3 separate regions of the Homo sapiens genome follow, and regions 2 and 3 are each linked to region 1. A link is a loop called in an ENCODE intact Hi-C map of the cell type or tissue named here. Cell type or tissue: chondrocyte. All regions are shown on one strand. Links, peaks and the distances in the headings refer to the core of each region. The heading gives the core; the rest is flanking DNA.

Region 1 (10,941 bases), core at 1,630-9,629:
AGGCGTGAGCCACCGCACCTTGCCGGGTTAAATTTTTAAATGCATATAAAGCTTGCAATTCAGCAATTACACTTATGGACGAGGACAATCTAAATATAAACCCAAGGAATTGGTTAAATCGTTACAGGGCTTCAACCCACAAAAGGGAAATTTATGCACCCAAATTAATAAGAATGGGGGCAGTTATTTATGTCCTGATATGAAAAGACATCCAAAACCTAAATCTATATGTGATATGATCTTTTTCTTAAATGGAAAAGACTGTGCCATTTTTATCTACTTTCATGTGCATGAAGTTTTCGAAAGAATATGTAAGAAGCCATCATATTGGCTTCAAATTTTACTTAAATTTGTGAGTAATTTACCCTACTTATAAATTTAAGTTCTCAATCATTAATTTTTTTAAAAAATAAACATTAAATGAATATTGCTATGCAATGACTTTAAATAAAAATCATTAATAAGGGTAAACACATGCTTTTGATTTTTTTTTTTTTTTTTTTTGAGACGGAGTCTCTCTCTGTCGCCCAGGCTGGACTGCAGTGGTGACTGCAGTGGTGCCATCTCGGCTCCCTGCAAGCTCCACCTCCCGGGTTCACGCCATTCTCCTGCCTTAGCCGGGTGGATCACGAGGTCAGGAGTTTGAGACCAGCCTGGCCAACATGGTGAAACCCCATCTCTACTAAAAATACAGAAACTTAGCTGGGCGTGGTGGTGGGTGCCTGTAATCCCAGCGACTCGGAAAGCTGAGGCAGGAGAATCGCTTGAACCTGGGAGGCAAAGGTTGCAGTGAGCCAAAAAAAAGAATTCGGTTCAAGGAAATTTAGTTGCTTTTTTTTTTTTCAAGAGATAAACGTACTGGCTTAATTTTTCTTAGAATGCTTAGTGCTATAAATTCTAATTTCTAACTTCGCATGAATGGCTACTGCATATAGAATTATAGAGATGGGGGATGATGCCATTTAGTTTGAGTTTTCCTGCACTGGTGTTCTTTAAGCACTGAATATGTATTAAAACTAACTAAGACAAAGGAAAATAAATAATTTATTAGCATTTTTAAAAACAAAACATTTTATTTCCATTTTGTTAATTATCTTACAAGATCCAAACTAGAATAATCTTATAATGTCAGCTTAAAGCTGTAAAGGCATAGAAATTAGTCAACCCAAAGAGGATGCACATTTCAAGGCCTTTTCTTCATAGAAGGAAATATTTCAAGAGAAAATCTCCACTTATCTTATTCATCCACTAGCCTATAAGCTGTAATGGATTTAAAGGAAGCCCTGCGATTCCTGCAGTCTATCGGTACCCAAAAGAATCATCCCCACATCCATATCTCCAATTTTTGGTCTCTGTTCTGATCAGAAATTAGCAGCTCTTATAATCTGGTAAAAATCCACAGGAATACAAGTAGCCACACACAGAGAAACATCCCTCTATTAAGAAACATATAATTCTTGCCTTAAATTCTGGCCCATTTTTGTAACACTGGTGATGTAGTCACTTTGAGGCCATCTTCGTTCTCCATTTCCATTGCTAAACAAGTGGCAAATAGGAGGAAGCTTATGGGAGGAATTATGAAATGCAGCTGGCCGCCTCAATTGTCTGGTTTTGTTTGTTTGTTTGTTTGTTTCTTTGAGACAGAGTCTCGCTCTGTTGCCCAGATTGGAGTGCAGTGGCGCCAACTCGGCTCATTGCAAACTCCGCTTCCCGAGTTCACGCCATTCTCCTGTCCCAGCCTCCCGAGTGGCTGGGACTACAGGCGCCCGCCACCACGCCTGGCTAATTTTTTGTATTTTTAGTAGAGATGGGGTTTCACCGTGTTAGCCAGGATGGTCTGGATCTCCTGACTTTGTGATCTGCCTGCCTCAGCCTCCCAAAGTGCTGGGATTACAGGCGTGAGCCACCGCACCCGGCCAATTGTCTGTTTTAATGCACGAGGGTCAAACACATCCTTAAATTTACCAGTCAGACAACGGACTCTTCTATTCGAGTACATCTTTATGTTTTGGTGATTCAAGGCTCTTGTAATCAAATGGAGCTAACAAGAGCCCCCATCTCCCCACCTGCCAGAGACAATGGCCTCACCCTGTTGCAACAGACCATTGTTCAATGTCCAGCATTGAAATCATTCATCAGGCAATACATATAGAAAGGCTAATTAATTGATTGTCCAGACTTAGTCTGGAGCCTGGCTCCAGAAATCAAGATTAGCCAGAGACATGGAAGTCAGTTTGTCACTGGTCACCCCACCCTCTGTTGCCACCTGAATATGTTGCCACCTTAATATTTTTTTAAGACAAATTTTTAAAAACAGACAATTAAGGAATAATGTGAAGTGTGAGGCTTTACTTACCACCAGCATTCAGGTCATCTAATCTTCCCGCACCCTGCAGTTGTGAAACGGCCATGTCTCAAAATTAAACCCTGGCAGATAACAGACCAAGCCATTCCCCCTGCCCCCGCCTGGATCTTACATATAAAGACTGTAAAAGATTTCCAGTCTATCTCTGGATCTAACGGAAAAAATAAAGATTACAAAAGATTGAATAGAAGATAAAGACTCCTTCCATTTTACAGAAATGAACCATAGATAAAACCAAGACTTCTGCTTTAGTGCATCTAAACGTTAAGCCTGAGTAATCAAAAGCTTGTTTAACTCTCCATTTGACCTAATACAAGTGATAATTCAACCAGTGTAATGTCTGTTCAGATAAGGGCACTTAGTGAATAACTGGTAACTAAAACTAGCAGAAAAAAAGGAAAGTAAATCCAATTGCTAAATAGATAGCATGCATGTGATATAAATGTCAGCTATTAGATAGAAAAAGATCTGCCTACAACCTTTAATTAATGACCACATTCTATCCAAGGAGGGAAAAATGATGTATTAGCCTAAACCTCCCCAACCGTCCACAGACACATCAAGGAAGTTCAAGATGTAATCCTAAGTAACTCAGGGTATGAAATGGACTCATTTGAGCCATATGCACTTCATATATTTGTCTATTTAAGATAAAACGCAATTTGAAATTGCAATGCTAACAAGTCACTCTATATCTAGAGAAACAGAATCCAAAGCCCCCAAATCTGAAGTTTTTGGTCAAACTATTCACTTGATCTATTAATAACCGAACAGACTGACTTGCCTTAGTCACTATCATAATCAGTCTCACGTGATAATGAAATGATCAAGGGTTAAATTGTAGTAAAATCAGATAGGTCAAGGTATTCTCCAACTTGATATTTTCCAATCAAAACCAAGGAGCCAATATCACCCCTTCCTCTTTCCACAAGTATTCCTGAGAGCTGCCTCTGTGCCAGGCAACATGGCACGCATGAAGGAACACCGTTGGTCGGCACAACCAGGCGTGTTCCCTGCCCCTGCGAAGTATTCACAACAGCAAGAACACTAAACCCACACATGTGAAAACTGCTGGGACGGGTCCATGGTGCCACGGAGCCTAGAGTGGGAGATGGGATTACTTGGAGGTCAGGAATTGGAGCTTAACAAGAAGAGGGGAGGCAAGGGCCATGGTGCTGAGTCATTCTTAATTGGGGAGTCCTTTTGAAAAGACATTTGTGTTCAAAGCCTGAGTGATAAATTTGGCTAGTTCAAATGAAAACTAAATACATTCCAAGGATACATGTAAGTGCACTGATTTGTCTCCAAATTGATAACTGGGCATTATGCCAACAAGTTCAATGATATTCTGGATGTCATTTAAGTGATTTTTTAAAAGGAGGTTGTTTGGTTGCTTCAAGACGGTTGGCAACTTGGAAAGAGGAAAAGGATAAGGTTATGGAAGACGGAAAAAGAGAATGGAAGGAATATTTTTAAATAAACAAATTCAAGTTTACTGGGAAGGGATTAAATCCCATATTTCAGGGTGAACAGTTAGTAAGATCTGAAGGAGTATAAAAGCCGGGGCGGTGGGGGGAATGTCACCCAACTGCAAGTTTTTAGCAATTATACCTTAAAATTATTTTCATCGCTAGACTCTGACCACTGGTTACAGAGCCACTTTGACAGTAGCTGGCATCAAAACATTATGTGCATACAGTAAGTATTAAAATGCGACTTGAATCTCAAAAGGACAGTACATTCCTCAGGCCAGAAGCTTAAGCATCTCTTAGAAAAACCTACATAGCACAGAGACACAGTTAGTACTTAATATCTAGGGACCATGGATTTTACAAGTAGTTATGAATCAAAGACTGGCGGTAAAAACTATATTATTAACAGCAGTCTCTCAGCCCAAAAGAGACTAGGGCAGCTAAGGAGGTCAAGGCAATTAGGTCATGGTTGTAGGTTCCTTTTTTTTTTTTTTTTTGCATATTGTAAACATCTACACCTCCTGCGATAACTCACGTACTCTATCCTCAAATTTGACATACCGCAAATTTAACTATTAAACATGGTTATCCACATCTTTCTACAAGGTATCACAAGGGTACCTTTGTGATACAAGGGTATCACAAAATCAGTAGAGTGAAGCCTTGCTAATGAACACATGCGCTGGAAAATAGATCTAAAATACCACGACCAGAACAAGCCACAGTCTTGGCGGCTGTCCTGGCCCACAAGAAATATTCCAGCCTTGAAGACTGAAGCCGATAAAATGCAGTCGTTTCAGCACTGCGTCCAGGGAAGAGTACCCGGAATGCTCGTTACACTGACCCCATCCTTTGAGAACTTCTAGCCACTCTAGCGTGTGTTTGGCCAACTGAGTCTGCAGGCAAAGCGCTGAGCGAACGCGAGGGCGCTGGCTGGTTTGCGAAACCTGTCATTCCTTCTGGAAACGCAGCGCCTGCCCAGGTTTTTCCTGGCTCTGAGCGAGCTACACCCCAGGCTTTCTCTGCCTCGGGAAGGCGGTGCCTGCTCGGGCCGCTGCCGCAGGAGGACTGGGTACCAAACCCGCTCGCTCCAGGCACCGCTGGCATCCAGGGCGGTACGCGACGGGGAACCCGAGGGTGGCTGGGCTCCCCGGCGGGCTCCACCACGAGTCCTGGCCTCACAGCTGACTTTCCGCATCTCGGAGCTCCGGAGGCCCGGCCCGGGGTCCATTCTCCACGGATCCCCCTCCGCGCAGCTCCTCCGCCTCGGGCTGCATGGCTCCCACCGGAAGAGTGCGCAGAAAGGCTCAGCCGCCGTGGGCAGGGCGCGGGTTTTATTATTGCGCATGGCGCAGTCGCCTCCCCTGGAGACCCGCGACAAAGATGCAAGCCCCCCGCCGCGCTCGCCGCTGCTCTGGCCCCGCCCCGGCGCGAAAGACCCTGAAAAGCCTCCAAAGAGGGGTTCGCACTCCTGAGTTTGCAGATGCGGCTGGATGGGCTGGGAAGTTCTCTCGGCGGAAATCGGAGGGACCCCCCCACCCCCACCCCCACCCCCAAAGACCCGCGCCTCCCGGCGCAGGTGGCCCGGCACGCCCGTACCTTGGTGGCGGGGTCCGAGGCAGCGATGGCGGGGTCCGCGGTGGTGTCTGGCGCCGCCTCGGCCGAGGGGCCGCCGCCGCTGGGCTCGGGCTCAGCCGGCGTGGAGCTCCCCTCGGGCGGCTGCTCCGGGCTGCGCTGCTCGGTGGAGCTCCCGGCGCCCATGGCTCCTCCGCACTTCTCCCGCGCCTAGCCGCCGGGTTACGCCTTCCCCAAGCCGCAGGGACAGGGGCAAGAGCCAAAAGACGCGCGCCCGCGAGGTCCCGAGAGCGCCTTCCTTCGCCGCCAGCCGACTGCGAACGCGCCCAGCCTGCGAATGAAGGAGACGCGCTCGCGGCAAACTCCTTAAAAGAAAAGGAAAAAAAAAAAAAGGCCACCTCTTAGCCTCCGCCCCCCTCCCCCCGGTTTTTCCCTCGCTTCATCACATGAGCACAGCCCCAGACACGCCCTGCAGCAGCATCTGCCCCCAGGCTGCCGGGACCAGAGGCGCTGCGACGCGCCAGCCCAGGTCCAGGCAGCCGCCCACCCGGCCCTCGGGCGCCTCCCGTTTCTAACAGGGCGACTAGAGCTGCGGGGACGACCCAGGGCCTCAGAAGGCAAGAGAGCAGGGGAGCAAAAAGCCTGCCGGGGACACTGGATTCTCTGGGGTTTATTAAATGATGGATCACCCAAGGCAGGAGCTTCTGCTGCAGCCGACTTTCAGCTCGCCCAGGAGCGAGTCCGAGTCCCCATTTGCTTTCCTGCAGATTGTGTTTAACTCCAAACATTTGTTCCAGCCTCCTCCCCATTAGCAGGAGAAAGGCAAGCGCTCCCTGGCTCCTCCTGAGTCCGACCATATTTGGGCACCTCACGTGGCAAGAGCAGGGAACCGAGAGGTTAACGCAGTCAGGCCACGGATGAGGTGGGCCACGCAGGCCCACGCTCTCCTATCCTCCGGAACAAGTGATGTCAGGCGATGCCATCAGCAGTGCTAGCCGCCCCCCTTCCCCCGGGGAACGGGGGGAAATGAGGCTGTTACCGGAAATGTGCCCGTCCTTCTTTGAGGGCCTGTGCTGGAAGTTACCCATCCAGGCCACCTCTGCTCCGCGCGATGCCGACACATGACAGCATAGATCTGTTCCTTTGCCGTCAGCCTTTCTCAAAAGATGAAGACTTTAAATAATACCAGCACAAGTGGCTTGCATCCTTTCATTTCCGACCCTTGAATATAATATGTATTACATGAGCATGGCAGCCAATCAATAAGTATTTGAACTAAATTAAATTTGTAGCTGGATTGCTTGGCGCAAAGCATTAAGGCTTTGGGGCTGAAAGACAAAATTTATTCCAGTTGTAACTAGCAACCGAGTGCCCCAGTTTTCACAAATACTTTGAATCTCCATTAAGAATGAAGAAACCAGCCTGGTTAACATAGCGAGACCTTGTCTCTACAAAAAATAAAAAAATTAGCCAGGCGCAGTGGTGCACCTGTAGTCCTAGCTACTCAGGAGGCTGGGGACGCTGGGGTAGAAGGATGACTTCAGCCCAGGAATTCGAGGCTGCAGTGAGCTATGACTGTGCCTCTGCACTCCATCCTAGTCGACAGAGCAAGATTCTGTCAAAAAAAAAAAAGAAAGAAAGAAGGAAGAAACTTTCGGAATATTCACACCAAATTCCAGATAAATATCTCATACTCAGATTTAGTACAATTTTGTAGAAAGGGTGTAAGCAGTAGTTCAGCACTAGGATGTTTCATGCCTAATGAATTGCATGAATCGAATGGTACCCTGGGAACCATAGGTTAGTTACTCACCATCAAATTTGTTTTCTGAATTAATTTTTTTTCTTTTTCTTTTTTTGAGACAAGGTCTCGCTGTGTTGCCCAGGCTAGTGTTGAACTCCTGAGCTCAAGCGATCCTCCTGCCTTGGCCTCTCAAAGTGCTGGGATTATAGGTGTGAACCACCACACTGGGCCTGTTTTCTGAATTAATTATTTTTATTTAAAGGACTACACGAAGGCCAATTTCTCTGGAGTTTATCTCTTAAGAAACAGTATATTTGCAAAATGCTTAGTTTTAGGAATTTATACACATTTCCCCCATTTTGACTTAAATTTTGACTATTTAGGAAACATTAGAATTCTTACTCTGTACCAGGCACTGTTCAATGCACTTTACATAATAATCTTTACAATAACCCCATGGGATAGATAGTATTATTCTCATTTTACCATTGGCAGGAGGGGGAGGAGTAGGCCCGGAGAAATTAAATTGTGTGCTTCAGGTTTCACAGCCAGGAGTTGGAAGAGCAGGAAGTCCAACTGGCATCTGCTTTCAGGGTCCACGCTTCACCACCGCATGGCACTCCCCTTCCCTTTCAATCAACTGTGTTCTCTCCTCTCAGAGGTGTTACTGAAACGTGGCATTTGGACCTCACTTAGGATTTTAAGAGCAAAAAGCACTGTTAAAACCTACTTGAGGCCAGGTGTGGTGGCTTACACCTGTAATCCCAGCACTTTGGGAGGCCGAGGTGGGTGGATCACCTGAGGACAGTAGTTCAAGACCAGCCTGGGCAACATGGTGAAACCCCGTCTCTACTAAAAGTACAAAAATTAGCCAGGCATGGTGGCGCGTGTCTGTAATCCCAGCTACTCAGGAGGCCAAGACACGAGAACTGCTTGAACCTGGGAGGTGGAGGTTGCAGTGAGCTGAGATCATGCCATTGCACGCCAGCCTGGATGACAGATTAAGACTCCGTCCCAAAAAAAAAAAAAGAAGAAGAAAAAAAAAACTATTTGAGAATGATTAACGTCAGCACATTTGAAAATGTATCAGTAAGTAGCACAAATACTATCAACATTTTCACATTCTGTGAGATTATATTTACTTTGTTCCTGGGAAATTCTTAGCAAAGCTTTTCACATCTACTACCCTTTAAATTTTCAGAAAGGATTGCAGGGTCAAGCCAACAGTGTACAACCTACGTGCTGAGGAAGATATCAGCATCTGCTTAGATTAGCAGTTACTTGCTTTTTGTTTATTTTCCAGGCCATGTAAATGTTCATACTCTTATTTGTAAAAAGTAAAATCATTGCGCTGGGCGCGGTGGCTCACGCCTGTAATCCCAGCACTTTGGGAGGTTGAAGTGGAAGGATTGCTTGACACCAGGGGTTCAAGACCAGCCTGGGCAACACAGTGAAACTCCCATCTCTACAAAAAATAAAAAAAAATTTAGCCAGGAGTGGTGGTGCATGCCTGTAGTCCTAGCTACTTGGGAGGCTGAGGCGGGAGGATCACTTGAGCCCAGGAGTTCCAGACTGCAGCCTGGATGACATAGTGAGACCCTGTCTCAAAAAAAAAAAAGAGAAGAAAAGAAAAGTGGTTGTGTTATTAATGACCTCTAGCGATGAAATAGCCCAACCTTTTGGGTATGCCACTTAGTGCTTCAGAATGCTACAAAGTTTGTTACTTTTTTTACTTTTCTTTCTTTCTTTCTTTTTCTTTCTTTCCTTCTTCTCTGTTCTTTCTTTCTTTTTCTTTCTTTCCTTCTTCTCTTTCTTTCTTTCAATAAATTTCTATCAAGTACCTATTATGTGCCAAGCACAAAGTTACCACTCTAGTTTCCAAGGTTCTAAATCGAGTCACTGAGGTTTTCTTTTCTAGGGCTTCCAAGATGCCTTCGGAATTGCTTGGATTGGCATCAGAGTAGAGGGGAGGCAGGTGTTCTCTATTTTTCACTTCTCAGTCCAAGGCTGTTGGTTCAATGTCTCACCAGCAGCTCAATTTTTCTCCAAATAGCAGGATGCAGGTGTCCCCACACATCCTCTCCCATGGGGCAGTCGTTGGTAGAGCTGTTTCCCTGAGAGGGTTAATTCTCTCATAAACACAGTTTGAGATTTCTCAAAAACAAATACATGTTGCCTGTGTAGCAGGCTGAACCTGTACTTCGCACACATACTTCTCCAGAAAGACGGGTCACATGAGGTTTAACAATAAAATGTAGAGTCATAGTTGGGCACCTTGTGCATGCACCAAAACAGTTTCAAATATAACATTAAAGGAATTCACAAATGTCAAACATTTTACAACTGAGTTCAGACACCCCCTTCAAAGTGCAATAATAATTTTAATTATTAAAACAGTTTAAAATCTACCGTTAACTCTACCCTAAAGATTCATTCTCTAGTTACAAAGCCTTCGCTGAGACTGGCAACTCTTCACCTTCACCTTTGAAACTGCTTCTCTCTTGATTATAACTTCTTTGTTTTCCCTGGATAAAACACCTACTTCTTTCTAAACCAGTTGTTCCCACAGAGATATCCAGTCATCTAAGAACCTAATTCCCACTCTATCTTGTGCTCGTGTGAATTTGTTATTCTTAATACTCCCTTATCACAGAGCTGTTTCAGGCAGAATAGAGAGTACTAGAATGTGCGCATGCATCTCTTAAGATATGATTTTACTTTTTACAAATAAGAATATTAACATTTACATGGCCTGGAAAATAAATAACCAAGAATAATGTTATTACCCTGTTGAGAAGTCTATGGAAGAAACTGTGAGTAAATTATTTGAATTTTACTTTCTATGTGAGGATTTGAGACGGATTATTTTAGAGCATTAATTATAATTTGCTAATTATAAACTAGAAGAATTAACAGTTGTATTCAATTCATGAGTACTTAATAATCTAAAATTCATATGGAAGCTACAGAAAATGTTCAATTTACAGATGAAGTTTAAAGCTCAGCCGCTTGTAGACATACATCACGTATATATATATAGGCAAATGCTATCCTTGTAACTCTTAAGGAATTTATTGCTTTGGAGTTAAGTATAAAGCCAGCTATTTGGATCTCAGTTTCATTTACCAAGGTTTAAGATTGGTGCCTGACTCAAATTCAGGATTACTCTCAAGTAACAAAGGAGGGACTGGAACCAAGATAGAGTAAATGATGTGTCCAATATGGAGAAAGAATTTCTCAGGATGCACTGTTAGAAGATACCAGAAGGTATGTGGAAGGTGTCTACATTCCAGGGTAGATCAAGTGGCTGTAATCCTCACAATTTCAAATCCCTTCTACAAAGGACCCTATAAGTATCCAACATTAAAATATATATTTTTCACATATTAATTAAATAAACTTTCACTGAGTTGAGTGCCAGGCAAAATGCAGAGGACTTTTCAAAGTTGGAAACTTTGCTTCAATAAGTCAACATTGCGCACTCAAAACAAAGCTATTATACAATATATTATACGATGTGAACTGTAGATTTTATGTTCCTCTACCAACTTAAATCCCTTTGTGGCCTGGTGCGGTGGCTCACATCTATAATCCCAGCACTTTGGGAGGCGGAGGCGGGTGGATCACCTGAGGTCAGGAGTTTGAGACCAGCCTGGCCAACATGGTGAAACCCCGTCTCTACTTTAAAAAGATACAAAAATTAGCCAAGCGTGGTGGTGTGCGCCTGTAATCCCAGCTACTTGGGAGGCTGAGGCAGGAGAATTGCTTGAACCTGGGAGATGGAG
Region 2 (10,941 bases), core at 2,180-10,179, 200 kb after region 1:
GGTGAGTATATTCTGGTAGGTGTGACAAGGGCACCGTTCCTCCATCACCAGTCCTGGGAAAGGCATGTGCTATGGTTTGGCGCTGTATCCCCAGCCAAATCTCATGATGAATTATGATCTTCAGTGTTGGAGGAGGGGCCTGGTGGGAGGTGACTGGATCATGGGGGTGAATTTCCCCCTTGTTGTTCTCGTGATAGTGAGTTCTCATGAGATCTGGTTGTTTAAAAGTGTGTGGCACTGCCCCTTCACTCTCTCTCTTTCCTGCCGCCATGTGAAGATGTGCTTGCTTCCCCTTTGCCTTCCACCATGATTGTAAGTTTCCTGAGGCCTCCCCAGCCATGCTTCCCGTATAGCCTGTAAAACTGAGTCAATTAAACCTCTTTTCTTTATAAACTATCCAGTCTCAGGTAGTTCTTTACAGCAGTGTGAGAACAGACCAATACAGCATGGGATCCCAAGTAACTAGGCATTCAGAGAAGAAACACAGATATGTCTGGGAACTGGATGACGGAAGGTACAGGGAAGCACAGTAAGTAACTTTCATGGGTCCTACACTCTACAACATATTCTTGGGGTTGGAATGAGTCAAACAGGAGACTGATGTCTAGGATGGAATTGGCTCTTTTTGTTCCCAGCTGTAGGTCTCTTCCTTAACAGATCACGGTACCTTCATTACAAATGGCCTGGGAAGCGTACTTAATGCAGAAACCCCAGCAAATTCTTAGGGGTTAGTCATGCAGTTATACATTTTCATTCTGGGACTTCTAGGGGCTTAATAAAATCCCTTCATTGGATCATTTAATCCAACATAAATTATTTCCCTACACCTACTTTATACTTGCTCCCTGATTTTATACCAGTGAGTATAGCCTGATGTAATTAAACATTCTGAATTTTCAATGATACCCAGAGAAGAGTGTGATAACCAATTCTCTCAAAAGCAATTTACTGCAAATATTTTCATATACGGTAAGTCCTTACTTAACATTGTGGATAGGTTCTTGGAAACAGTGACTTTAAGCCAAACGAGGTACTGTGTGGCTGCATAACTTAACTCTTTTTCCTATCAATTAGACTATGGGAAAACTGGTTTCATATGCATCATGTCTTTTTGCTTAAAGTGGTAGTTTCCAAGAACCTATCAATGACATTAAGTGAGGACTTATTGTAATCTGATATCTGCGGGTGGATAATTTAAGGAACACATACATAGTTAAGCCTGTAAACTGCCGCGAGTTCCAGATATTATCCGTTATATTTCTCCACAATTACAATTCCAGTTTTGGGGTTTCTTTTTACTCATTAGATTTGAAAACCCAATTCCAGTTTTAAAGCTTGACCCTTTTCTTAAAAGTTTAACTTCTCTTTTTATTCAGGCTTCCCACTATACCCTCAAACTGACTCTGAGGGTGGCCTGGCTATCTAATTTACAAAACCGGTATCTTGGTTTGCATTCATTTTATTTCCCTTGCATATATTGCTTAGCTGCTTCTGATTATACGCCTCTTAGCCATGGCTGGGATAGAAAAGTGTAATAAGAGAAAAGTGTAACTAAGAGACATAGAAGAAAGAGCAATTCCATGAGCACCAGATACTTTTATGGGTGCCTTTTGGAAGCTCTAAATTGAGATGTATCTTTGTTGTCAATTTATGCTATGAATCCATACGAAAAATGGGGGGAAGAAAACAAGTAGGCTGTAGATGAAAGTGGAAGAAAAATGAGTCTATATATATATATATATATATATATATATATATATATATATATACACACACACATATTATATATATATATATATTACCAGTTGTATGAAAGTATATGAGTCAACATCTCATCAATACCTAGAAAAAATAATAGATCAATATGCTGATTTTAGGGGTGGACACAAAAGTGTTATAAGCATCTTTTATCTTTTCTTTTTTTCCCTCCTTGACTCTGAAGAGAAACACCATTTTTCTATGTATGCAAAGAGTAAAAAATCAGAACTAATACACAGGGATTAATAGCAGTGAATTACAAACTCAACTCAGTGGTATAGTACCTGGCAACATTATTACTCAGCATATTTCCCTGGCTGAGGCTGATTTCATTTAAAGTAGTTTTATACTTGTGCTAAAAATAAGTGCATATCACACTAGGGGAGAGAAGATCCTCTACACAAATGGATTGGACCTAGATAACCTTATGTACCAGAGAGGAAAACATCATTCTCATGAGTCACAAAGCTTTCTTCTTCTTGTCAATATGATAAACAGTTTCTGGAAATTGAGAACGACGCTGGTTACTTTCCTTCCTCCTGAACACACCACACTGAGGAGACAGGGATGACTCCTTCCCTATGGGACAGACACACACGTAGCTTTCCCTGGGTTGTGGAGGAAGGCACGGCCACAATACCATCAGCAGCCTGCGGCAGGGACCTCACGATGAGAGGAAGCAGTGGATGCCTGGGCCAGGGAAATGCATATTTGGGAGAAAGCAGGAAATTCTGATGTAGAGATAGGGAAGAACCCTGGGGAAAAGGACTCATGCTGGGAGGGGAGGAGGAAACCACCAGGATCCCAGGATGGGAGACAAAGGACACAGGGACACAAACAAAGTGAGGCCAGATGGAGAGGACAGGCTCATGGGGAGGGCAAGCTCACCGGCAGAGCATGAGCCAAACCTGGCTTATTTCACACTCATCAGAGAGATTGCACAGATGGGGCCAAACCAGGACCCAGGAGCATTGGAGAGACGAGGGCCATTTCAAAGACTTTTGTAAAATAAGCTCAAGGTTTCTTTGTTTATTTGTGGGTGTGGGAGTGGAAAAGTAGTAGGGAAAGTGGAGAGAGGGGGAAAAAGGGATGTGTGATTTTGCAGGCAAGATGCTCCCTGCGGAGGTCCTGGCGGACCTGCTGGGGGGAGTGGCGTTCTGCACGCTCTCACATCATGGGGAGCGCATGACTACATTACTGCTTACACATCTCCAAGTGCAGCTTGGCGGGGGGGTGAATGTTTAATTGTCTCATTGTAACTGGCCGTAAATCTCTGGAAAATGTGAAGGGTCATGCATTTGATTTAAACCTATGAGGGCTGAATGAATTCTCCTCCATGCCTAACCGAGTGAAGCAAGCGTATAACCAACCGTGCATCCCTAAGTAGGGCCGGTACAAAGGGGAGGAAACACCTCCCCACTGAGTTCACAAATAACTTCATCACTGACCTGAATCAGATCCAGCAGGAAACGAAACACTGAGTACATACTTTTACAGTAGAGGGAGGGGGACGGAAAACAAACCGAGCTGAACTGAAACGTGAGAAAGAGCAGAATGGCAGTGAGTCCACGGGCCGGGGCCGCAGCTTTCTTTTTTCATGGCCCTCAGTCCAGTAACCCCACCCAGCATTTGTAGCGGGTGACATCACTGATGCCCCAAACACGCTCCAGCAGTTTCCTGCTTTCCAGAGTCCAGCCAAGCGATGATGTCAGTGGTGCACCTGGGTAAAGATGTGGCAGGGCCGGGTCACAGGGAGTGGGGACAAAGGCCAACCCAGTTAAATAAACTGCTGGTCTTCTAGGGCCTGGTCCCTGGGCAGGTTTCCACCATGAGATAGGTACAGCCCAGGCCAATCCCGACAGGAGGAAAAAAGCATGTAGTTGGCCGGGCGCAGTGGCTCACTCCTGTAATCCCAGCACTTTGGGAGGCTGAGGCAGGTGAATCACGAGGTCAGGAGTTTGAGACCAGCCTGAACAACATAGTGAAATGCCATCTCTATTAAAAATACAAAAAACTAGCGGGGCGTAGTGGCGGCCACCTGTAATCCCAGCTACTCGGGAGGCTGAGGCAGGAGAATCGCTTGAAACCCGGAGATGGAGGTTGCAGTGAGTCGAGATTGCGCCACTGCACTCCAGCCCAGGTGACAGAGTGAGACTCTGTCTCAAAAAAAAGAAAAAAAAAAAAAAAGAATGTACCCATGCGGTGCCTCCTGTCACCCTCTGCCCAGAAAGGGCAGAGGGGCCAAAGTGAAGGAGTTACAGGAAGACAGAGGGAAGGAAACGGCACAGAGATAACCACATGGGGGGCAGGCCCTAAGCTGCTGGGACCTCCACAGTGTATCCCTTTCCTCCGATTGGGAGAAGGAAGCACCAGTCGTCTTTCTCCACAGTGCCAGGAGCCACCCTGCCCCCAGAGGTGCCCTACATGGCACTGACTACCATCTAAATGCTTCTGGATAGTTTCATTCCTTGTAGATGATATTCCAAATATTATCAGTTGTATTTCTCCACAATTACAATTCCAGTTTTGGGGTTTCTTTTTCCTCATTAAATTTGAAAACCCAATTCCAGTTTTAAAGCTTGACCCTTTTCTTAAAAGTTTAACTTCTCTTTTTATTCAGGCTTCCCACTCAACCCTCAAACTGACTCTGAGGGTGGCCTGGCTATCTAATTTACAAAACCGGCCAGGCTGTCTAACCCCTAGATTCCAGCCCAGAGTGTTGCCACAAATTGCTGTCAAGACACGCCTCTATGTCCCATGTTTGCCAGTGACAAAAGGGTGCGTATTCTAAGTTCTTCAAGTCTCTCTCACTGCCTCAATGCGAAGTCAATGGAAAACAGTCAAATACATCAAAAATTAACTTCCAATGGATTCTACTATGAATTCCAACTTGGTCGGACACCTCTCCAGGCCAACTGTTATGAAAATGCATTGTTGTTTTAAAAAACACTGTGAGAGATGGCCGGGCGCAGTGGCTTACTTGAGGTCAGGAGTTTGAGACCAGCCTGGCCAACATGGTGAGACCCCAGTCTCTTTGAAAAATACAAAAAATGAGCCAGATGTGGTGGCATATACCTGTAGTCCCAGCTACTTGGGAGGCTGAGGCAGGAGTATCACTTGAACCTGGAAGGCGGAGGTTGCAGTGAGCCGAGATCATGCTACTGCACTCCAGCCTGGGCGACAGAGCAATACTCTGTCTCAAAAAAAAAAAAAAAAAAAAAAAAGAGAAAACACTGTGAGAAGAAAGAAGTCAATTATCCCCTCTCCAACTCCCAACACAGTAAGCAAGAAGGGCCCAGGAACAAATGAACAGGGAAAAACAATCTTGCATTTGCTTAGTGGAATGTGGGGTTTGCACACATTAGTCAGAGCTAGACAAATCATACTGAATACACTTCTTATGGAAACGTTCTAGCTCTTATGGCCTTTCTTTGCTGTCCCAACTTTTGAGGTGCGAAAACACAGCAACACAGCCAGGACCGGCCAGGTGATGGCATGGAGCCCGCTCCCACAGGCTGCGTGTGTGTTCTCACTCTCTTGCAACTGGCCTGAGTTAAGCATTCTCCCCAAGCACTTGCAGTTTATCATCGCCCTATTTACTGTATTTTCATGTTATAAAAGTGATATACGCCCAATGTAGTAATTTGATCTATATGGAAAAAGAGAAGAAAAAAAGCTACTCATAATAACACTGTCTAATTTAAGGTTTTGGTGTTGTCTTTCTAGTCTTTTTCTACATGGAATGTAATTTACTTCTCAATAATATTGTTTCATATACTTTGCTTACATATTAGTATTTTTGTCATGAAATTTATGCCAACTGATTAAACAGCCCTTGTAAATTATAGAAACTTAAAGACAATATCAAAACCATGTGACCACAAGACAAAGACCACCTACTACTAAATTATTTTTGGCATGAGATTATTTTTTGAGAAGTTTTATAAACTATTAGGTTTATTGAACTCTATAAACCATAATCCTTGAAAGAATTTTGGAAGCATACCATAACAGGGTAATTTGTAGTAGAATATAGGGTTGGAAAACCTTAAAAAACAACTTGCTTGTTTCTTCCCATATCAAAGATTTGTATTAGAAAAACTATCTCTTACAAAAAGATGTACTAAGTGGTATTATGTCGTTCAAGAATCTTGCATTATTTCCTAGCTTTCAATAATATGTATCATGTCATAAAAAAGAGGGAAGAATACATAAAATACATATGAAGCTTACTAGGAATGAAGAAAGTTATTTTAAGAAGGAAAAATTGGCTACCATCAAGGAATATGGAAAACACTAGCAATGCATGTAAGAATGACCTCAAAGGTCTTAGATGACCACGAGCTGGGAATGCTTGTGCTGGGGGCTTCAGTTACAACAGCATGGGGCAGTGAAATAGACTAGTGAAGCTGTTACACCAGTTAATAGTATTTATTATTATTTGTGGTCACCAATGCCAATTAAAGCAATAATTAAATAGAACATGACGAAATAATTCAATGGTAGGAAAAAAAAACCCTGGCCTATAAGTGAACATGGAAAGTAAAAGTAAATATTTAGAAGCGAAATCTGGAGCGGAAAAAAGCTCCAGCATCTCACCATGGGGTCTTCCAAAGCCAGCAATGCTGGAGATGTTTATTGTTTAAGGATGGACTTGCTTGGGTTGGGATTCTCCAACTAGAGCCAGAGGGGAGCTTCTCTGCCTCCCTTGAGGACACAACAAGAGGGGCTTTCTGCCTTTGTTATAAAGCCCGCCGCATTCTGTGCCTGTATGGTTTTATTTACTGGAGTCTATCATAAGGCCTGTGAGGGAAGGACTGAATCTTTCTCATAGCTGTGGGGCTGATGGCCCTGCGTGCTGTAGGCATTTAATAATTCACTGAGTAAATGAATGAACCCTGCAGGAGAATGGGAGGCTTTCTGATCCTGAGGTCTCAGTTTGGACTATCTTTCTGGAGTGGATAGATGAATATGTATTTCAGCAGCACCCTAATAAGTGCACATTGGGTGACTAAGCAGAAGAGTGATTCATTTTGCTAGAATTTTCCCACCTGCAGGAGCCAGTCCCCCTGGTGTCCCCATTCCCCGTCCCCTCAGTCATCTCAGCAGGAAATTACTATCCTGTCTCCCACACGGGTGATGAATGTTCAAGGCATTTCAGCAGACTGTGGCAAGGCCCAGAATGGGGTCAAGTAAAAATAAATACCAGTCCTTATTAGGAGATCCTGGCCCCTCTGGTGCGTGTGTCCCACTACACATGCAGCTTCCTGCTCTGTCATAGAAAGCAGCCCTCTAGGGCCACCGCCTCCAGTGAGAGTTTCCTGACCTCCAGGAACTTCTGTAGTCAGGCACCACTCCCTTCCTCATGCCCCACACCCGACTGTTCCAGGAGATTTCATCACTGTGCACTGACGCTCACTGCGACCCCGTGTGTGGCCACAGGAGGAACTCGGCTGAGGGCTGAGAAGACCAGATAATGACACAGAGGGCTCACTTCAGGAAACCAGGGAGCTGCAGCAGCTATCCAGGGCCATTCCACACATTCATTTTCTAACAAGTCGTAAGTGAAAGAGTGACGTCAGGAGCGGACAGCCTGGTGTCCAGGCATGAGCCATGGCAACAGATTCTGATTTTCCAGAACGGCTTTGGTCTTTACCTAGTGTTGGATATGGTGGCGTTAGCTGGAGTGAGAGGAGATTCACATTGTATATTTGTTTAGTGACTCCAAAGATTTTAAATTATATTGTGTTTTTTATTATTTTATTTCATTTTTTTAGAGACAGAGATCTCACTCTATCTCCCAGGCTGGAGTGCAATGATATGATCATAGCTCACTGTAGCCTCAAACTCCTGGGCTCAAGTAATCCTCCCATTTCAGCCTCCTGAGTAGCTGGGACTCCAGGTGCGTGCCATGACTCCTGGCTAATTTTTGTTTAAGTAGAGACAAAGTCTGGCTATGTTGCCCAGGCGTCTCAAACTCCTGGCCTGAAGCAATCCTTCTACCTTGGCTTCCAAAAGTGCTCGGATTGTAAGTGTGAGCCACTGTGCGGGCCCTGGTTTTTATTTAATGGCTATTAAATGCTCAGTAGTGAATTAAGGTTTCAGTTAAATGCACAATTTTTACACCAAACTATTCTCTTTACTAATTCACTTCTATCTGCGTCTACCACCTGTAAACTACCTGAAGCAGAGAAAGCTTCTTAAAGTTGGGGCTCCCTGTAGCCCCGAGCTGAGTGCCTTATGCAGCATTGGCCGAGTGAATGAATTTGTTGGGTGAACTACTGCGGGGTTTAGAGTCCTCAGAGGGTAGGACAGGACAGATCGTGACTGAGGCTAACCTTCTCAGCTACTCTACCATTTCATGCTCTGTTTGGGCACCTCCGTCACCCCTCACCTCCCCTGATGGTCCAGTCTCTCTGGGCCTGCACTGTCCAGCCGCCCTCTTATCCCTAAGCCAAGGCTTTCACCAGCTAAAGCTCAGGAGTAAAGTGGCCATCACTGAGGCCATTCTATGTATGCATGTATGCATGTATGCATGTATGTATGTATGTATGTATGTATGTATTTAGAGATGAAGTCTTGCTCTGTCACCCAGGCTGAAGTGCAATGGCGCAATCTTGGCTTACTGCAACTTCTGCCTCCCGGGTTCAAGCGATTCTCCTGCCTCAGCCTCCTGAGCAGCTGGGATTATAGGTGCCCACCACCCCGCCCGGCAAATTTTTGTATTTTTAGTAGTGATGGGGTTTCACCATTTTGGCCAGGCAGGTCTCGAACTCCTGACCTTGTGATCCGCCCGCCTCGGCCTCCCAAAGTGCTGGGATTACAGGCGTGAGCCACCGCACCCGGCTGACTGAGGCCATTCTAACGAATATAAAGCAAGCTCTTCAGCACCCATTTTTGTTAACTGAGGTATAATTAAATTATACACAGGCCTGGCACAGTGGCATGAGCCTGTAGTCACAGCTACTTGGGAAGCTGAGGTGGGAGGATTGCTTGAGCCCAGGAGTTTGAGTCCAGCCTGGGCAACACACGTGAATAGGTCTATGAGTCTGGAAGAATGTATATAGCCATGGAATCACTACCACGTCAAAACATAGGGTATTTGCATTATCCCAAAAAGTTCCCTCCTGCCCCTCTGCAGTCAAACGCTTCCCCTCCCCCAACTCCTGGCAACCACTGATCTGAACTGTAGACCTGAAAATGTCATTCAGAACCCATTTCATCCAGGCCCTTCTCCCTGTGCCAACACTGCTACGAGCGGTGTCTGTGGGATTTTTCTGGACGTTCTCTGCCATGCCGCTGCTCCTTCCTTCCCGCCTCCTGGAAGGCACCCCTGCTAGGAGTCGGCTGCATTAACGTGGGTGTTTCAGGGGTGTCTTCCTTCACTGTCTTCTCACTGATTTCCAGCTATCCCTGTGTCTCTTGTTTAACGACTGCCTTCACCCATATCCTTAAACCCACCAGGGTGACCTTCCTGCCTCTTTCTTTGAAGCACTGTGTCTGTATTTCCAGTGGAGACACAGACTATTCCTTAGATCCTATTAACCCTCTGAGCTCTCTCTGTTCAAGCCAGGCTCATTTCTGGCTCTGCCAATCTGCCTTCTCCCGTGTCCTTTCCATGACCGATGGCATCACTAGCCAGAGTCACCAAGCTAGAACGGTCCCTTCCCCCGGCCCCCACGGTAGGAGGATACTTTTAGAGTATGTCTGCAATTCACCCCCACTCTCTGTATCTACTTCTGTGGCCAAAGTGCGGACCTTGATTGCCTCTGGCCCGAGCTGAATTAACCCACCTCTCTGGGCCTGGTTCTCTTTTCACTAAACATTCTCCATATTGCTGCCAGAGCTATTTTTCTAAAATACACATCAGACCACATTCTTCTCCTCCTTATTTAAAACCAAAAAAACAAAAAACCAAGAAACAAACAAACAAAAAACCCACCCTACCGTGGCTCCCCAGTGTGTAGAGATCAGATTCAAGTTCCATGAGATGGTCTTCAAGATCCTTGGCCATGTGACCCTGTCCTGCTATCCCAATCCCATTCCCATTCCCATCCCCAGCCACCCCCCCTCATCCAACTCCAGCCACATCGGATCACCCCAGGAGAGGATGTCATGTATTAGTACTTTGGTGCCTTTGAGTCAAAACTCACTGTTTTGCCAGTTCAGAGGCTGAGCTCTTTTTGAAGAATCCCCTCTTCTTCCACATCCTGGGTAAGTTCTACCCCAGGCATAATGAGCTGTTATCCCCCTGGGCTCTGAGGGCATTCAGAATACCAACACAGTGCTCTCCAGATACCTCTGTGCTATTCAAACCCATGCGTCTCACACCTGCTCATCCTAAAATCTCTGTGCCTCACATGCAGGAAGAATTCAAAAAATGCTGATTGAAAAAACATTGTGTCCAATATTAGATGAAGTATGTAAATATCAAGGCAAGAATCTGCACTTTTTATCTATCTATTGCTTGTTTGCACAATAAAGCAACATGGTTTATTATAAAAAATTATGATAATGTATGCTGTTTAAGCTCAGATCACTTTGCACTAATGATGACGATAATGATGGGTTAGAATATTTTTTTCTTTGCTTGCCATGGGATCTGCTAGGTTGTAAGAATTCTTTTTTGTTCTAAACCAAATTTAGGAGCACTCCCAAAGACAAGAAGTCAAATTTAGGCCACTGACGGTACCAACGGAAGGCTATCACTGTGTAGCTGTACCAAATGAAGCCCATCTTCATGGATTTTAAGCACTTTGATAAGCTTTTATTTATCTGCCCATCTCCTTTACCCCCATAGATAACACAAAATAACAGAATAATCATCCAATAGCAACATGATCCCATCACAACAACATCAAAAATGAGAACTCCTATGATTCAGTAATTTCCTAAGCCAGAGCTTCCCACCTGACGTGCTGGGGAAGTGAGAGAGGGTGAGGACTGCTTTCCCCAGCCCTTGGGGTGACTGGGCAGATCCTGTCTGGTGTGAGCAGTCAACCCCACCGTGATGACATCATTTTGGGTGCTATGTGTGATAAAGGTTGACAACCACTGTCTTAAGCCATTCTACCATTTAAATAACAGACTGAATTCTCCCAAGTTATGTTCTTACTCACCTTAGGAAGGAAATTAGTATTATGACTCTAAGGACCCTGAACACATGATCTAAAAAAAGAAAAA
Region 3 (10,941 bases), core at 1,719-9,718, 350 kb after region 1:
GTTAATTACATGCCCCCACCCCAACCGGCTTTTTTTTAGATGGAGTCTCACTCTATTGCCCAGGCTGGAGTGCAGTGGCGCGATCTCGGCTCACTGCAAGCTCCACCTCCCGGGTTCATGCTATTCTTCTGCCTCAGCCTCCCGAGTAGCAGAGACTTCAGGTGCCTGCCACCACACCCTGCTAATTTTGTTTTTGTATTTTTTTTTTTAGTAGAGACAGGGTTTCACCGTGTTAGCCAGGATGGTCTCGATTCCTGACCTCATGATCCACCTGCCTCGGCCTCCCAAAGTGCTGGGGTTACAGGTGTGAGCCACCGCGCCCGCCACACAGCCCCTTCTTGGTCTCATGCCCATTAGTTTGAATATATCGTCTCACAAATCCTTCCCTCAACACTGCTAAGTATAATGAATGGCATAAAGTCTAATAAAGTTTTTTTGGCTCTCTAAAAAGTTCTATTCACTTTCTTCCTTGGTATTAACAAACAGAGCAATGATCAGACAGAAGCAAGAGGGGAAAGTGGTGAGCTGACCCCCTAAATCTGTCAAACAAAGCTCAGGGGCCAACACTATTCAGTGCACTTAATTCCACACTACTGATGACCTGGGCTACTGATGACCTCAGCCACTCGCTAAGTACAAGGCTGTGATGCCCAGGAGGGTCCAGTGCTTTTTTCTCCATCTCACCCACAGCAGGCAGGGGAGGGGATGAACTCACATAACTGAGGCTGTCTTGTGTGTCCATCCCTGCCCTCTCCGAAGGTGCTCACCATCCCCTCTGAAAGGGGAGCCTGGAGAGCTGATGATGAGCCCCAGGCCTCAGGGAGGGGACAGCATTCACTCTACTTCAGCTCATTAACAAGTATGGCTCTGGGATTACAAACATCAAAACAAAATAAGAGTGAATTCAACACAAGTCGAATGTCTAGGGTCTTGGTCTCTCTTATCTGAGGTGGCAGGTGCTTTTCGGTTTTCAAGATTAGAGATTAGACTTTATGTGATGATCTGGAATAAGAGCTGACATGGGACAGTGTTAAAAACACAGGCTGTTTTGCCACCTCTACCATTTTTTAATCACATGATCTTTGCAAAGTCTCCTCTCTAAGCCTCAGTCAGTTTCCTCATCTGTAATGTGGGGAGGATGACAGTCCTGCCTAACAGAATAAGTGTGAAGACCACTGAGATAACAGGAGTACAAGACAGTGCCTGGTTCAGAGTAGCCATTCTGTCAATTAACATTGTCTGTCATTACTGTCACCATAGCACATTACTGCTTTAAGTGCATTCCATCCTGTTAAAAGGAGAATTGTCATGTAACTCACTAATGTAGTGCAGTTTAAAAGCTAGAGTTCCTTCCTTCTCCCGTTTGGGACAGACATTATTCTTTTTTTAAGAAGTCATCCTTTCACATGTATAATACAAGTACATTTAGAATTTTCCAATTCACTTTTAAAAGTCTTTCATGAGCCATGCCATGCACTAAATTTAAACTGAAAAGGACTTTGTAATAGTTCAGCTTTGTTCAAAAAAAAAAAAAAAAAACCACAAAAAACCCTAGACACTTTGATCCTTCAAAGGTGAAAGACCTATATTTTTTCCTTCTGTGAATACCAGTTTTGAGGGTCTCTGTGCTCAGGAGGAGAGGGAGAAATGAGATCCTCTGAGAAAAACAAAATAAAACGGTTCTCTGATTTCTAGGTTATTTCTTCGGCATGCAGCTGAGGTTTACCTCATCTCCCAGCTGGAGACCATTTCAGCATTGTCCAGCTGTGCCCTAACCACAGGTTCAGAGGAGACTCCCGAGGGAGCAGGGCCCTGCCGTACCTGCCCACCTCTCCCTTCCGTGCAGAGGGCACCACTCCACCTTGTAAACACCAAATGCAAAACCACACCCACTTCAGACTGGTTTTGGCATCAGAGTGAAATCATCGGGGTCAGGAAGAGGTTACCTCCAAATCTAGGCTCATTCCTGAGAGTGAAACCAACAGTGTCATTCCCCTGCAGGGCCCAGGACGCTGGGTGTGGGGGCCTGCGTTTGGGTGGAGGAAAGGCGGGGGGTTCCCTAGCCCTGCCCAAAAACACTAGCTCCAGTGCCTTGGCTTCCTGACATGTGACACTCCACAGCATATGGCTAATTTGGACAAATGCCCAGGCGTTCTTCCCCTCCCCACCTCTAGGGTCTCCGTGGAAATGCTCAACGCATCTCCAAGCCTGGAAAAGATGCTCAGAAACAGAACAGGAAATTTATTCTCAATTTTCAACCGTACACCTCAACGGGCGTAAGTTACAAAGCTACCAAACACAGAAGTCTATTCTGGTTTCTGTGGAACCCTAAGAAGGTCAATTCTTCATGCTCAGGCTCCGTGGAGATTTTATACCTAATCAGCGTCCACAGAATATCCTTCCGTTTAGACAGACGGACAGAGAAAGGATCGATTTCTATTTGTAACTAACTGGATATAACCATTCTTTAAACCTACAGAGCCTGAAAGTAGTAACTGGCCCATCAGGGATCTCCAGCCGACATGTTTGGAAGTAGAGTGACTTCCAAGTAACAAGAGGCATGGGAAGGAAGAGGTCCACAGCTTTGGAGGAAGGGAGTCTGTGACATCACTTAAAGTTGATAATAATCTACTGAGGACTGGAAGATGAGCCTGACTGGCCAAAGCTGGGCACCTGCTCTGGTTAGTCCCTCCTTTCTCTGGAACGTTGTCTCATGGTAGTCTTGCTTCTGGTTTCACTCCCTTGGCCAATATTCGGCTGGGAGACCTCACAGACAGAGAGCTGGAGACACTCTCTCCTTCCCCCACCCACACAATGGAAGCATTAATACCAGGCTTCCAGTGAAGGACCCTAAGTCACGCTATTTTACTAGTATATCTACTTACGATCTGAGTGATTTGCCTAATTGACCCATATATTTCTCTTCCTCCAGCCTGCACTCCAGGTTGCAGTGCGGTGGTGCAATCTCAGCTCACTGCAACCTCGACCTCCCCAGATTCAGGTGATCATCCCACCTCAGCCTCCAAAGTACCTGGGACTACAGCCACCACGCCTGGCTAATTTTTGTACTTTTTTAGAGATGGAGTTTCGCCATGTTGCCAGGCTGGTCTCAAACTCCTGGGCTCAAGCAATCTGCCCTCCTCAGCCTCCCAAAGTGCTGGGATTACAGGCGTGAACCACTGCACCCGGCCCACATTAGCATTTAATTCCATTCCCACAACTGCCCCATAAAGTAGGGAGTATTATGATTGCCTTTCTACGCGAGGGAACAGGCTCAGAGCAGCAACAGCTAAGGCTTGAGCCCAGAGCTGTGTGTCCCCAAAGCCTATGCTCTACTGTTTAATGAGAACACAAATGTTGTGCCGGACTGGAAACCTTCAAAGGCAGTTTCTAGTGGTTGCAGCAGGCTGCCTGATAACCGGAAGGTCAGCCCACACCGGTAAGACTACCTGTAGTTTAAGAGATGGTAGATAGAACTCTAGTGTTACACAGTCACACCGATGCCCAAACCTTTCACCCTCAGCTTTGGAAATCTCTAGCCAGATGTCCCACAGCAGGTATGTGTTGAGGGGATGGGGGGGTCTTGTTCCATGTCAGGTACAAATAAGCACAACAGAAATGCCCGTCAAAGATAACGTCCTTCTACTTAGTAGCCATAATCCTAAGCTTATTCTCTTTTTTCCTTAACTCTTTTACCATTGCCAATAAGGAGAAGTTAAATAGATTATAATCTTAAAATGCACTTTTATTCTTGGTTGATTAAGCTGGGCAACAAAAATCCCCATGTGGGCCAGGCACAGTGACTCAGGCCTCTAATTCCAGCACTTTGAGAGGGCCATGTGGGTGGATCACTTGAGGTCAGGAGTTCGAGACCAGCCTGGCCAACATGGCGAAACTCCATCTCTACTAAAAATATAAAAATTAGCCAGGCATGGTGGTGCTCGCCTGTAATCCCAGCTACTCAGGTGGCTGAGGCATGAGAATCTCTTGAACCCATGAGGCAGAGGCTTTAGTGAGCCGAGATCGCGCCACTGCACTCCAGCCTGGGTAACAGAGTGAGCCTCTGTCTCAAGGGGAAAAAAATCCCTATCTGTTGTTAAAATTTTTACTTCCAGTGTTTTTCACAGTGAAGCTTTTCCAAGGGTGTGCCAGGTGTCCTGTCCTGATTGGGTGCCCCAGGACACTAACCCATGCCTAGGTGGCTTTTTGCACCACTGTGGCCTCCAGACAGCCATTGAGTGGTACAATCCACATATTACCATGTCTCCATATTACCACGACTCCAAGGAAGGCTAGAATTCCTACTCAGGAAATGAATGGCAAGGGTTTTCTGCCCCATACATTCTTCTTGTAAAAATACAACAACAGAATAGTGACAATTCAAACGTCAGGCAGACACAGGGAGGCATATGGGTTACGGGGAAGTATGTGGCTAGTGAAAGACTAGCTGCTAACATGAAAGACACAGGCTGTCATTTGTGGTGGGACAGGAGCCTGACGTAGGTAGGTAGGCCAGGTAGAGGGGGACAAGTATGGGGCGGGGCTATGAACATTTCTTCCCATATTTTTGGCTACAAAGATGAAGCAATAATAAGAATGAAAGTTGATAGCCTCTAACATTCGCAATGGTGCCACTATAAATACCAAGGACTTAGGGAAAAAAACGTGTGTGCAACATCAACTATGAAAGAGAACCTTCTGGTCCATATGAAAACAAGAATGTTACCCAATGACCAGATTCTCCAGAAAGTGAAGCCACTTAATCGTTCTCAAAGTTCAGATGAGATTCATCCCAAAGTACAGAGACAAGGTGATTTATTCCCGTAATAAAAAAGTACTTTGAAAAATGTCTTTGTTTTTCAAAAATATAGATACAACTAGCAAAAGTATCTGTGACAGCTGCGAAAACATTCAATTGCCAAGGAAGGTATTTTCTCTCTTCACCACAGCTGTTCAGTGCAGGGCACGGTTTATTTTCCTCTTCCACTGAGCTTCCAAATCAAAATTTCTGGGCTCTCAAGTGCAAACTATTGCCCTTGAATTTTCTTGGATAGGCTGCCACCATGTGGTGACTGCTAAAAACGCACACAGGTTCACGTTTCATTGCAAGGCTGCCTTCCTGAGCTGTCTTAACCCAAGCATTACATAAATTGGATCCACCTGCCATGCAAAGATTCCAAATCTGCTGAGACACCTGGCTTCCCTGGCACGATTACAATTTACTCCTCATTTCCATTCTCACCCTGCAACATGAGGAACATGTATTTTTAGATCACATTCTGTAGTTACTGATTGTACTTAATGCATTCATTTAAAACTTCACTTTGCTTTAGATCTGTGAGCTGTACCATCATTTTTTAAAATGAAAAACAATCATTTCAGACATAGAAATGGAAAACAATAACCTAACATACCTAGACAACACCTATTGCCCAGTTTAAGAAAAAAGGCATGAAGGTGTCTAGGTTTCCTTTCCATCTATATCCACATCCTTGCCTCAATAAATGCTTTTCGGATTTGGTTCGTAGTTTGCATTATTTCTTTATATTTTTACTTCATTTGCATGGAATCCTAATATATATATAAGGATTATATAATTAATACATAATAATATAATATATATTATATATAATCCTAATATATATATTAAACAGTGATCTAAATGTCCTGACCTAAATATATATATTAAGATTCTATATATATATAAGGATTATATGTAATACATATTATATGTATGTATGTATTAGATTACATATATATATATATGTTGTGTTGCTTTCAGACACATATAAATGGTGTTGTATGAAATACATCCTTCTGCAACTTGGGTTTTTGTTCACTGAACAGTGTTTTAAAAAATTCTTCCAGCCCGGGCGCGGTAGCTCATGCCTGTAATCTCAGCATTTTGGGAGGTCGAGGTGGGCGGATCACCTGAGGTCAGGAGTTCCAGACCAGCCTGGCCAACATGGTGAAACCCTGTCTCTACTAAAAATACAAAAATTAGCTGGGCATGGTGGCGCACACCTGTAGTCCCAGCTACTCAGGAGGCTGAGGCAGAAGAATCACTTGAACCCAGGAGACAGAGGTTGCAGTGAGCCGAGTTCGCGCCACTGCACTGCAGCCTGGGGGATAGAGGGAGACTTCGTCTCAAAAAAACAAACAAACAAAAAACAAAACAAGAAAACATGTTGCTATCTACAGCTCTAGTTTATTAATTTTCACTGCTTGTATATCATTGTTTTATGAACTATGACTATGCATACTCTACATGCAACTATACTGATTTATCCTTTCACCCTGATGGGCATTTAGATCACTGTTTAAATACTTGTTGCAGTGCACTTGGTTTTTCAAGTCGCCTGCTTGGCTCTCTTCCAAGTTATACTTTCCTTCTTTCCTTTCCTTACTGTTCTAGAGCTTTTTGCTAGACTTTCCGTCCTGCTCTGAAACTTGCCTCAGTCTCTCCTTCTGCCTTATGGCCCTCAGTCCAATTCTTTCTTCCGAGGAGGCAAGAGCTGAAGTTGCTGCAGAACTGTACGGATACACCAGCACGAACTCGGGATAACTCGAATAGCTGCCACCGGTAACATATTTGGTGCGCGTGACTCAGATACATTCCCTAGTGGTCATCAAGCTCCAGAAGATGCTCAGGGAGGGATACTGTCCTCTCAATATTCAATAGTCACCGTTCCACAGGGGACCGCTGGCCTGCCCATCAGTGAAGGCGAAATCCTGCCCCTGTCTCCCTTGAACCTGGCTAGATACCGCTTTCACCAACTCATGGAGCCAACTCAGCCCTGACAGCAGAAAGGGGCCAAGACCCACAGAACCACCACTGCCCCTCTGTCTTAAACAAACAAACAAAACTTTTTGCACTATAAACATGCTGCTCTGACCATTTGTAAACACACCTTTGTATATATATGGGCAAGTTTTGTCTATTATATATATATATACACACACACATATATATACACTTTTTATTATTATTTTTTTGAGACGGAGTTTCGTTCTTGTTGCCCAGGCTGGAGTACAATGGTGTGATCTCGGCTCACCGCAACCTCTGCCTCCCGGGTTCAAGCAATTCTCCTGCCTCAGCCTCCTGAATAGCTGGGATTACAGGCATGTGCCACCACATCCAGCTAATTTTATATTTTTAGTAGAGATGGGGTTTCTCCATGTTGGTCGGGCTGGTCTTGAAACCCCAACCTCAGGTGGTCTGCCTGCCTCAGCCTCCCAAAGTGCTGGAATTACAGGGGTGAGCTATCATGCCTGGCCATATCATATATATTTAGAGTGAAATTCCTGGGTCAAAGAGTAGCTCAAACTCCATTAAACTGCTTTCCGAAATGCCTATTTCAAATTTAAACTCCCGCCAGCAATATATGAATTCCCATAGCTCCAGACATTTGTCAATATGGCTAACTGGCACTTTTTACCTACTGCCAATATGACTGGTGAGCAAAAACAGCAGGAAACCAGACAGCTTTTCACGTGTCTTTTAAACCTCGGGTTCCTCACCTGTTAGTGGTCTGTCATGTGTCCATTTTTCTAACAGATTGTCTTTGTCTCACTGATTTGTAGGAATCTTTTATAAGACACTAATTATTGGCTAAATGTTTGTTGTAAATATCTTCTACACTATAGCTGTCTTTTCACTTTTTTAAGAACTTCTTTTCAGAAAGAAAAACTTTGGGGTTTTTAAAAATTTGGATGCAGTCAGATTTATATACCTTTTCTTTAGCAATCTGTGCTTTTGGGGTCTCTTAAGCTATCCTTCCAACGCCAACCTCTTAAATGCATACGCCTATATTTTTTTCTATAAGTTTTACAGTTTTGCTTTCCACATTTAGGTATTTTAATATAGAAGTGATTTTTATATGTAGTGGCAGGTTAGTAATCCTATGCTAGACTCATATACATAACTAGTTAAGTCAGCACCATTTTTAATAGTTAATGTTTTAGCTTTTTTTTTTGAGACGGAGTCTCACTCTGTCGCGCAGGCTGGAGTGCAGTGGCACGATCGCGGCTCACTGCAACCCCTGCCTCCCGGGTTCAAGCGATTCTCCTGCCTCAGCTTCCCGAGTAGCTGGGATTACAGGCTTGCGCCGACACGCCCGGCTAATTTTTTTGTATTTTTAGTAGAGACGGTGTTTCACCATATTGGCCAGGCTGGTCTGAAACTCCTGAGCTCAAGTGATTTGCCCGCCTCAGCCTCCCAGAGTGCTGGGATTACAGGCATGAGCCACCACGCCCGGCCTTTAATAGTTAATCTTTTCCCCACTGATCTGTGGTACCTGCTCTCAAGCTTCCATATATGCATAAATTTCCACTTTCTTCTGTTCCGATCGTCTGTTTGTCTACCATATTATCCTAATTACTGTAAGTGCATAATAATTCACACTGTGTGGCTGGGAATGTCTCCCACCTAGTTTTTCCACAAAATTGTCTTGACTCTCTTTGTCCTTTATGCTTCCATTTGGATTTCAGAATCAGACTGTCAAATTCTACAAAATTTGCAGACAATTAGTATCTTTAAGATATTGCATCTTCTCCATGAAGATGATACCTCTGCTTTTATATGGGTCTTCTTAATAATTTTCATCAAAATTATAATTACTTTCAAAAGGTCATAATGCATATTAGATTTACCAAATGACTGTTCTGTACTTACTATGGTGAGAATTTAGTTTTTAATCACAATGTGGTGAATTACAGTGACAGACTTTCTCATGTTCAATCACCTGGAAATCCTAAAATAAACCCTACTTCCTGCTGTATTTGGTGTTCTCAGATTTCGCTCACGATTATTTCATTTATATTCATAGCTGAAACTGGCCTGTTAATTTTCCTTTAGCATGTTACCCTTCTTTGGTTTTGGCACTCATAAAGTCTGTTAGGCCACGTTCCTTCTTTTTCCATTTGCTGGAGAAAAGGATTGTATTAGAATGATCTGTTCTTTGTTTGATAGAGCTCATTTGTAAAACCACCTGTTGCCTTTTCTTGTTTGTTTGTCTGGTGAGTAGACTCATTCAATGTCTTTAATGGATATGGGTCTATTCAATTTTCTTCCTCTAATTTCTTGAATTAAGCACTTAGCTTATACATTTCTAGACTTTCTTCTGTTCTAACAGAAGCCTTCAAGATGTATGTTTCTAACATGAAATTTACCTTGCTTTGAAGCTGGCGTGTTTTCCACTGGATGCTCATTGTCATGGACCCTTTTCTCTGGAACAGGCATTGTAGAGCAGCTTCCAAAGACCCATGGGCCCCCACTACCAAAATCTTCTTTCCATCTAGGTTGACACCTACTAACCAAATGAAAATTCAATATTATACTCAAAACTTCAGATCCTTCCTTTAAGAACTTTATCTTAAGAAAAAAAGACCCTTTTAGGCTGGGTGTGGTGGCTCATGCCTATAATTCCAGCACTTTGGGAGGCTGAGGCAGGCGGATCACTTCAGGTCACGAGTTCAAGATCAGCCTGGCCAACATGGTAAAACCCCGCCTCCACTAAAAATATAGAAAATTAGCCAGGCGTCATGGCACATGCCTATAATCCCAGCTACTTAGAAGGCTGAGGCAGGAAAATCACTTGAACCTGGGAGGCAGAGGTTGCAGTGAGCCAAGATCACGCCACTGCACTCCAGCCTGGGCAACAGAGCAAGAATGTCTCAACAACAACAAAAAACCCTTTTAAAACTTGAACTTTCTCAGCACCAACCTACAATGACTAGGAACTAGGAGTGGGGTGTTGTAATCAACAAAAATTCTCTATTCAAACCCTTTTGGTTCCAATTCCTGTTGCTGAATTTCTTTCCACAATATGTAACTATAACTCACCAGCCTAATTTACTCTTTTCTTTGAGTACTTTCTAATGAAGTGGCTCAGAATCTTCATCTTGATAATCCACGTAATGAAAAAGCACTGTATATATGGATTATTTCATAGATTTGAGCTTAATATTACTGTCCAAAAAGCATATATATCCTGAATGTTAACCTTTTAATAAAACTTTGCCATATATTTTTGAAATTTTTCTTTGATTGTTGGATGTTCAGGGGTAGGGAGGGGCATTTGCTTCATTTCTATTCAAACTGGAGTAGAGAAAAAGATTTAGTTCGTTGAATTTTTTCTTTTCTTTTTTTTTTTTTTTCAGATAGGATCTTGCTTGTTGCCCAGGATGGAATGCTGCGGTGTGATCACAGCTCACTGAAGCCTTGACCTCCCAGGCTCCAGCCATTCTCCTACCTCAGCCTCCCAAGTAGCCGGGACTACAGGCACAAGTCACCACACCTGGCTAATTAAAAAAAAAATTTTTTTTGGTAGAGATGGAGTCTCCCTATGTTCCCCAAGCTGGTCTCAAACTCCTGGGCTCAAGCAATCCTCCCATCTTGGCTCCACAAAGTGCTGGGATTACAGGTGTGAGCTACTGTGCCGGCCCAATTAGTTGAATCTTTATGTTCTCAGAAAGCCCTTAAATATATAAATACTTGGTAGTAATTTACTCATTAAACTTAATAATGAAGAAAGAGAAAATATTCATTTCTATTTCACTGACATAAAAACGCCAAGTCAAGGGGACAACAATGGAAATTAAGTCCTGACTACTGAAAAGCAAGCTGCTCACCAATAAATCCCAACCTAGGCTCCTGTGCCCTAAACTACATCTACCGGCTTCTTCTTCTTCTCTTTTTTTTTTTTTTTTTTTTTTTGAGGCAGGGTCTTGCTATATTGCCCAGGCTAGAGTGCAGTGGTGCAATCACAGCTCACTGTAACCTCAAACTCCTGGGCTCAAGCGATCTTCCCGCCTGAGCCTCCAGCATAGCTGGGACTACACGTGCACACCACCATACCCAGCTAATTTTTAAATTTTTTTTGTAGAGACAAGGTCTCAGTATGTTTGCCCAGGCTGGTCTCGAACTCCTGGCCTGAAGTG

The links. Peaks named below come from ENCODE experiments on the same cell type or tissue, not always from the same donor. Only the 100,000 strongest peaks of a DNase experiment are listed, where the experiment ranks them.
Region 2: it touches region 1 in a loop (5-fold over the local background); 5 of 110 quality-filtered maps call a loop at or near these places.
Region 3: a loop joins it to region 1, with 2.6 times the contacts of the local background. A loop is called at or near these places in 7 of 110 quality-filtered maps.

Annotation. Positions count from the first base shown.
Region 1 is chr6:151,235,220-151,246,160 of GRCh38, reverse strand. It overlaps AKAP12 (A-kinase anchoring protein 12), which reads right to left and starts at 6,194. Exons shown (of 5, transcript NM_005100.4): 1 at 6,102-6,194; 2 at 5,437-5,777. The coding sequence starts at 5,598. RefSeq lists enhancers at 5,227-5,804, 5,882-6,391. In chondrocyte, for the core only: CTCF peaks have their summits at 4,802, 5,083, 5,756 and 5,961; DNase peaks (open chromatin) are centred at 4,993, 5,730 and 5,918.
Region 2 is chr6:151,037,300-151,048,240 of GRCh38, reverse strand. All of the region lies in intron 26 of MTHFD1L (methylenetetrahydrofolate dehydrogenase (NADP+ dependent) 1 like), which reads right to left. Among named protein-coding and RNA genes, the nearest start is that of MIR12131, 60 kb to the left of the region's middle. In chondrocyte, for the core only: a CTCF peak has its summit at 7,170; no DNase peak of the experiment used is centred there.
Region 3 is chr6:150,886,212-150,897,152 of GRCh38, reverse strand. MTHFD1L (methylenetetrahydrofolate dehydrogenase (NADP+ dependent) 1 like) reads right to left here. Exons shown (of 28, transcript NM_015440.5): 7 at 9,172-9,308. Among named protein-coding and RNA genes, the nearest start is that of MTHFD1L, 26 kb to the right of the region's middle. In chondrocyte, for the core only: CTCF peaks have their summits at 2,182, 4,864 and 5,068 (motif pointing left); no DNase peak of the experiment used is centred there.